2 separate regions of the Mus musculus genome follow, and region 1 is linked to region 2. The links are chromatin contacts, found by Hi-C or POLR2A ChIA-PET in ENCODE. All regions are on one chromosome and are shown on one strand. The core of a region is the stretch at or near the end of the contact, and the rest is flanking DNA. Distances in the headings are between cores, read along the strand shown. Region 1 holds the start of A3galt2 (alpha 1,3-galactosyltransferase 2 (isoglobotriaosylceramide synthase)). Region 2 overlaps Phc2 (polyhomeotic 2).

The links. A loop is a pair of places that touch in the nucleus more often than their neighbours do. ChIA-PET counts read pairs that join two places held with the same protein, here RNA polymerase II (POLR2A).
Region 1: a loop to region 2 is called in a map of heart, with 2.7 times the contacts of the local background. The contact joins the promoter of A3galt2 here to the enhancer-like site in region 2. A Hi-C loop is called at or near these places in 6 of 37 maps with a recorded cell type or tissue (T-helper 17 cell, heart and left cerebral cortex). POLR2A ChIA-PET finds 5 or more read pairs at or near these places in 2 of 5 experiments (Patski and embryonic stem cell).

Annotation. Positions count from the first base shown.
Region 1 is chr4:128,757,291-128,760,681 of GRCm38, forward strand. It overlaps A3galt2 (alpha 1,3-galactosyltransferase 2 (isoglobotriaosylceramide synthase)), which reads left to right and starts at 1,968. Exons shown (of 5, transcript NM_001009819.2): 1 at 1,968-2,731. The coding sequence starts at 2,619.
Region 2 is chr4:128,709,379-128,713,088 of GRCm38, forward strand. Phc2 (polyhomeotic 2) reads left to right here. Exons shown (of 15, transcript NM_001195130.1): 5 at 121-285; 6 at 1,680-1,766; 7 at 2,681-2,981. Among named protein-coding and RNA genes, the nearest start is that of Gm33712, 16 kb to the right of the region's middle. Within about 2 kb of position 2,138, at least 1 of the 3 ENCODE cell types and tissues checked has a DNase peak (open chromatin) inside an H3K27ac peak, as active enhancers do; it is heart, where a contact is called at or near this core.

The DNA.
Region 1 (3,391 bases), core at 718-3,217, 48 kb after region 2:
GGGCCGACTGGAGTGAGCAGAGGTCCTAAAATTCAGTTCCCAATAACCACACGAAGGCTCACAACCTCTGTACACCTACAATGTACTCATATACATATACATAGAATAAACAAATCTAAAAGAAAGAAAGATACCTGTGGCCGTTGCCTCAGCCAGGAAACTGGGAATATGGGATGGTAGGTACATTACACTAGTTAATGGGGAGGAGCCTTACTGTGCATCGTTGAAGACAATCAGAGGGCACTGAGTCAAAAGCAGTTTTAACAGGCCCTGCCTCTGTCTCTGGAGCTTTTCAACAACCACCACCACCAGTCTGGTGGGTCCCCCATAATCTGTATATAACAGCAAGCAGCAACATGTGGCAGCTGAGCTGCCGAAACACGCTGTGTTAAGTCGAAAGCAGAAATCAGACTTAGGACTTAGACTTGGAAAAAATAGGCAAGGAAATATATCAATTTTCACACTGATTGCATATTCAAAGGACATTTTGGATGGATATGTTAGCATAAATGAAAGTCCGTAAAAATTTTCACCTGCGTCTCTTTTGTAACGTGGCTGCTGTAAAGTGGATGTCTCAGTGTGCGAATCACGTTTGGTCCCGGGGACTTTGCTGTCCTAGCATCCTTCAGTAGATGATAATACAGCTCTCAGGGATGCTGTGCCTATCAGCCGTGGCCACACTAGAAGAGCCCTGCCCCCTGGAAGTGAGACCTGCCTCTCCATGGAGTTCTGGTCCAGTTTCTGCTCCGCGGTTCGCACACCTCAGCCACGCCTCTCACTGGCCACACAGACCTCCACCCTCAGATGCACATCAAGCATTTACCCAGAGGTCAACCCCAGGTATCCTTCTAAACACCTGTCTTCCTCCCCTCCCTTTTTTCAGTGCTGGGAATTGAACTTAGGGTTTCATTCGAATGACCTCTGGTTCATACTACATACACACTTCCACACTTCCACATGCATGAATCTGTATACACATGAACACATACATGTAACACAGACACACAGCCACTGAGGAGATGCAGAAAACCCCTCCTATAATGATTGTAACATGTCCTTAAGGGGTTCCTTTTGCTCCACTTTATGGGACGTACTTCTATTCTTGCTCAGTGACTGTCAATGATGCGTGTTGTTTTTAGTTCCCACCATTGTCATTTCCGGTGCCCGTGAAAGCAGCTTTCCCCATCTTCATGACAGGTGCATTTAGCCACTCCTTTTGGCTAGACACGGGAGCCCTTTTCAGATGTCTACAAGCAGCTCAAACAAGGCCTGTCCCAGACTTGAGACCCACTCTGTAAATACCTTCCAGGCAGCTGCCAACAGAAGCTGTGTCTCCATCAACTACAAACCTTTGGCTTCTTCAGCTTCCACCCGTCTTTACTCTTTACTGTCCAGCTAAGGATCATGGCCCTCGACACTCTTTTATACCACTTCCCACCTACATTGGCTTCTATGCCCTCAGCTAACACGCACAAACCTAGCACTCAATGCCTGGGCTGGCCTCCTGCACCTCTGTCTGCCTCCTGTGCTCCTGATGAATTCCAGGACTCTGTTGATCTCCAGGCTTTGCCCTAATCAGAAAGATCCCATTTGGCCCTCGGATCCAGATACTCTTGGATCCAGATACCTCTGCCATCAATGGCCACACCCTGCCAATTAACCCTCCATAGATTTCTCTAGACCCAGCCACCAATGCTCTGCCTCACAGCCCAACATCCCTGGCCCCTAACTGGGTTTCTCATCTCTAGTGTTGCCCTCCCACCCAGCCACTATGTCCACGTACAGAGTACAATCTGAATACTTCTACGTATTTTTTTTCCAAATAAAATTACCCCAACACCACCCCATCACCACCCAACATTAAAAACCTTCCCTTAATGGGAGGAGGTCCCAGGGTACACTGGTATTTCCTTGTTAGAAGCTGCCCTCCCCCCACATCGCTTTCTAAATAGCTTTTAGTTCTCAGAGGCCTGGCTTACAGGTCAGCAACTCCAGGAAGTCTCTGAAAGCCTCCTGCCCACTCCCATTCCCTCCCAGGCTCATTAACCATATTCCTTGTGTGTCGCCTCCTCTTCTGGGTTCACTGTGCAGAGCCCTGCTCTTACTCCACCTGCCTCAATCTTCACTCCGCATCCTGAAGACAGGTTTTGTCTTTCCATCTCACTTACCTTGATGTCTTGGACCCAGCACAAGGCTTGGTGCCACAATGTGACCAAGAGCAGGGCCGAACAGACCTTGGCAAGCATCTTGATGTATGGCCATCTTCTATACAAAAAGGCATCTTCTTCCAACGGATGGACAGAGGCTGGGGCTGTTGGACATCAGAGGACAAGTACCGAAAGCTAAGCAGCTCCCTAAAAGGCCAAGATAGTTCCCAGGAGACGGCTTCTCACACTGTATGCTGGCAACCTGTCTATTTTTGCCATAGCTCTTTTTTTTTTTTAAGGCGATCTTTTTATAAACAAAACCTGCCGGTGGGTTCTAATTTGTATGTCTTTGCCTACTAGTGAGGTGAACATTTTTCCATTTATTTGCCTACTAAATACATCCCCCCCTCTTCTAGAATTAAGCTTCTGGTTTGCCATAGGCACTGTTAAAGGAGGTTGGTCTCTTAGGAGATGGCTCTGGGGACAGAGTTGGGAGTGAGCTGGCCAGGGTCACATGGAAGTTGCCGAGAACAAGAAGGACAGAGACAAAGAGGCCCAGGGAAGCCAACCTGGGGACTTTCACGGTAAGTGAGTGTGGCAGAGGGAGGGACAGGGCTGCCTGCAGGTTTCTGGCTTAGTCACCCTTCTGAGGCACCCTGTGCAGAGTGCTTCCCACAGGAGCATAAGCGCAAGGTGGGCTCATTGAGTAAATCCTAGGCACATACGTTGTGGAGCTACTCCACGAGATAAGGGAATCTGATGTAAGTGGCCTTCTTGAAAGAGATCATAGAAACTATTGCAGGGAGTGGGCAGGTGGAGAATGGAGATATGAGTTATCAGAAGGAAGAGACCATGTGAGCGGGGTGCATCGGCCGGTGCCTTTAGCAGCTGAAGTCAGTGGAGCAACAAAGGCTTGCTCCAGTCACTTGGCTGGTATTAATTCCAAGTTCAGGCTCAGCCTCTGAGGATGCTATTCTCATTACTCCATCTCATACATGAGGACTGATGCCCAGACAGCCAGTGTTGCTAACAAATGTGACACCAGGTACCTGGGCCCCGTATCTGTTCTTACAGATGAGATGCTTATAGACAAAGCTAACAAACAAAAGACCTAACCATGGGCAAATTCCAGTGCCCACTCCCTCCAAGCCAGGTCTTGGGCCTTTGAGCTATGTGGGAGGAATACCAGACCTGGTGGAACTGGCTGACACCGACCTGTGTCTGTCCAGTTCTTTGCTCTCAGC
Region 2 (3,710 bases), core at 888-3,387:
CGCCACGTAGGCCATAGAACAGGAGAGAGGGAGGCAAAATACAGGGGACTGCTTGCCTGGCCTCCTGGGACACTGCTAGCCCAGCCTCCTGTTTTCTGATGTGCACATCTCTCTCATCAGCTCAATCTGGCAGCCTCCCCGGCAGCAGCCCAGCTTATCAACCGGGCACAGAGTGTCAATTCAGCCGCAGCCTCGGGCCTTGCCCAGCAGGCCGTGCTCTTGGGCAACACGTCCTCCCCTGCCCTGACTGCCAGCCAAGCACAGATGTACCTCAGGGCGCAGATGGTGAGTATGTGCGTCCTGGGTGTGTTCCTGGACTTCAGGGACACAATCAGGAAAGATAGGAGATTAGAGAAAGGAGCAGAGATCGCAAGGAACCAGGAGCAGGAAGAAGGGGGTGGAAGAAGCCTGAGGGCTGAGTGGGCAGCCGTAGGGATCAGGGAGGGTCAGGTCCAAGATGGAGCCAGGGAAAGTCACCCTACAGTGCCTCCCTTCCCTGCCCATCTCAGAACTAAGTTAGGGAGACGGGGCAGGATGCATGCCCAGGTGGTGCCTAGAACTCACAGGTGAGCAGACAGATTCTAGCTGCTCCACAGAGACGAGCTGGCTCCCAGGACAGTCCTCTCAGCTTGCCCCGTTCTATTTCATGTAGAACATACCTGACCTGGCACTGTCTGCCCCTAAGGGGTCCTTAGGTCTGGGAACAGCAGACTAGGAAGCAACCACGTAACCGTGGTGGGCTCCAACCGACAAGTCCCCGCCCGTGCCGCCCGTGCCGCCCAGGCTGAAGAGAAGCTGGTTTTCTCTTTTACCCATGATGACACCATCCTGAAGACAGCGTAGTCCCTCCCTGCCTTGCTGTTAAGGCCAGAGCATCACACCGGGGGCTGCTCTGATCTTGTTCCCTAGTTTTTCTTCCTGACTCCGAGCTTGTCGCTGCGGGTACTCTTCCCCTTCCCAGGCAATGCCTCAGACAGCATATGACTGGACTTCCATGTCCCCAGCCAACTGGCAGCCACACTCCACTTTACTCTATGTCCCCACTGGGGTCCTGATGCCCATCTGCTGCCCTCTGAGAGCAGAATGTACACAGAGGGAGTGATCCAGGAGGCCCCAGCACTGAGATGAAGGAGGCCCCCTGCCCCGACACCAGCTTATCCACATGCATGCAGAGACAGAGCCACACAGAGGTCAAGGTGCCAGCCAGTGCTGCCTCTTTACCTGCACCCCTCCAGATGAGACGCAGTCACCGTAGCTCCAGGCCATCTCCTTCCTCTGCTGTTGCTGCTTCCAGACTCCCCTCCCCACCCCCGCTGAATCAGAGCTTGACTAGAAAGTGACCACTGTGCAAACCGATTTAATCCTTTTTGAAAGATAATCTTATTCCGATCTAGCCCTGGGGAACAGAGCTATCTTAGACCTGGAAGATCAGCCTATGACAGCTGCCCAAGGTTCCTCCTCACAGGACTGAGGAGACAGTGCCAGATTCTGAGGCAACAGAGTCCCTCAGAACAAGGGTCCCGCTTGCTTAGCCATCCCCTGGCTAAACTGCTCTCCCCTGTGGCTCAGCCTACACTGGGCAGGTAAAAGGTGCCTCGTTCCCTGTGATTCCAGACCCAGCTAGGTAACTTGGTGCAGGTAGCTAGGAGCCTAGGCCCTCTGTTCCTTTGTCCCCTCAGCTCATCTTCACGCCCACGGCCACCGTCGCTACTGTTCAGCCTGAGCTCTGCACTGGTTCCCCTGCTCGGCCCCCTACCCCTGCCCAGGTGAGGACCCCGGGCTCGTGGGTGGGCAGGGGGGTGGGCAGCTCATAGAGGGGCAGGGGTGCTGGCAGTGGTAGGACTCGTCTATGAAGCAATAAGAAAATGGACTCGCTCGTTACCATCCAGCTGGCCTCAGCACCTCTTGGCTCCTCTGAATATAGGTAGGCAGCAGAGAGCACCGTGAGCCAGCACTGAGGGGAGGGGATCAGAGGCAGGGGCATACGGAGAGAAGGAACGGTATGGGTGCTGGCCTCCGGCCTTCTGCTACAGCACAGAGGAGCTATTCTGTGTGAGACGTCTGTGGGAACCTGAGAACGGACCTCTTACTCAGTCTGTCTTCCTACGCCATCTCCAGAAGGGGGACCCAAGCTCGAGGATGGAGAAGCTAGGTTATGAGTCCGGCACTGCCCCCCATTGTCCAGCAGAGGGCAGCAGGGACCAGGCTGAGTAAGCATGCGGCTGTCTTGGAAACGACCTGGCGTTAACCTGACTGTGAGGACAAGCTGAGCCTCTGCTTTGCCTGTCAGTCTTGTTCTGTTTTTTTCCATACCGTGCTTTGCCGCAGTAGGATGCAACGAATCCCGATAGTGTCAGGGGTGGGGAACGAAAGGCGCTGGCTTCCCTGCCCCTGTCTGCCCCAGCCGGGCAGCCCCAGAATTCAGTTCTGATCACTAACCATACTTCCTGTGTTCTTTACAAACTCCACCCACTCCGGGCTTCTCTTTCAGCCCCTAACTACCCACCCCGTGCGTCTCTCTTTCTGGTGTCTCTTCTCTATCTCTCTTTCTCTCACTCGCTCCGTCTAGAAACCATTTTCATGTCTGTAGTCCTGGATCTGCCCTAACTCCCTCTCAGGTGTGTGTTGCTGTTGCCCCGGCCTGCATTCTCTGGACTCTCACGGGGCCCCTCTTTTTCAGGTACAGAACCTGACGCTTCGCACCCAGCAGACACCAGCAGCAGCAGCCTCGGGCCCTCCCCCCACCCAGCCTGTCCTGCCCAGCTTGGCCCTGAAACCCACACCCAGCAGTAGCCAGCCTCTGCCTGCCCCACCACAGGGCAGGACCATGGCTCAGGGTTCCCCTGCGGGTGCCAAGCCTAGTGGGACTGACAATGCGCCAGAGACACTCAAGGCAGGAGATGGTAACTGCAACATGGAGGGCCGGCCAGGGCCTGGCCGGGCAGTTCCTGCTGTGGCTACTCACCCGCTCATTGCACCAGGTAAGGTCCCAGCACGATGAAGTCTGGGTTATGGATCAAGAGAGCCCTCCAAAGCTTCCAAACGTTCCTTCCCATATGTGCGTTAGGACACCAGACTCCCTGTCCCCTCCCAGTCCTGGGGTGTTTGCCAGCCCCAGGCTCCGGTTCATGCTTAGTCTGACTTTAGAAACCACATCCCTAGGGTTAAGCCTTTGCACCGACACAGCCCCGGCTCCGGGAACCGGTCACAGCCTTAGCCCTGAATGGGTGGGGACTGGTAGATGGACTATTTTGGGATCCCCAAAGTTAGTGAAAGGGATGTGGCCAGCCAGAGCTTGGGAGAGCCACAGGCAGAGGAGAGGCAGGAAGCTGACTCTAATCCTTCAGGAGGCCTTGGCTAACTTATATGGGCAAGCTTTCTGACTCCTCTGAGTTCCCAGAGGCTGGGGAGGTAAAGGAGGGTGACACTGTGGCCTGTTCTGTGTCCAAGCTCCGAGCCCCGCAGGAGAGTGGAAGGACCCCCTAACCTCGTGGACAGGAGCCTGGGATCTCCACACTTGAGAGTAAATTTAGAAGATTGGAAAAAAAAAAAAAAGCTGATTGTTTGCTGGGCCCATTCATTCTGCAAATGGGGGTGAATCAGTGGCCTCTGACTAGCCCCCGGCCCTGCCCACTGAACCTCCCAGCACTGGCTGTGAATGAGAAAATCTGCCAAGAGCTCTGGAAGCCTGGAAACAAACTTTCTAGTCG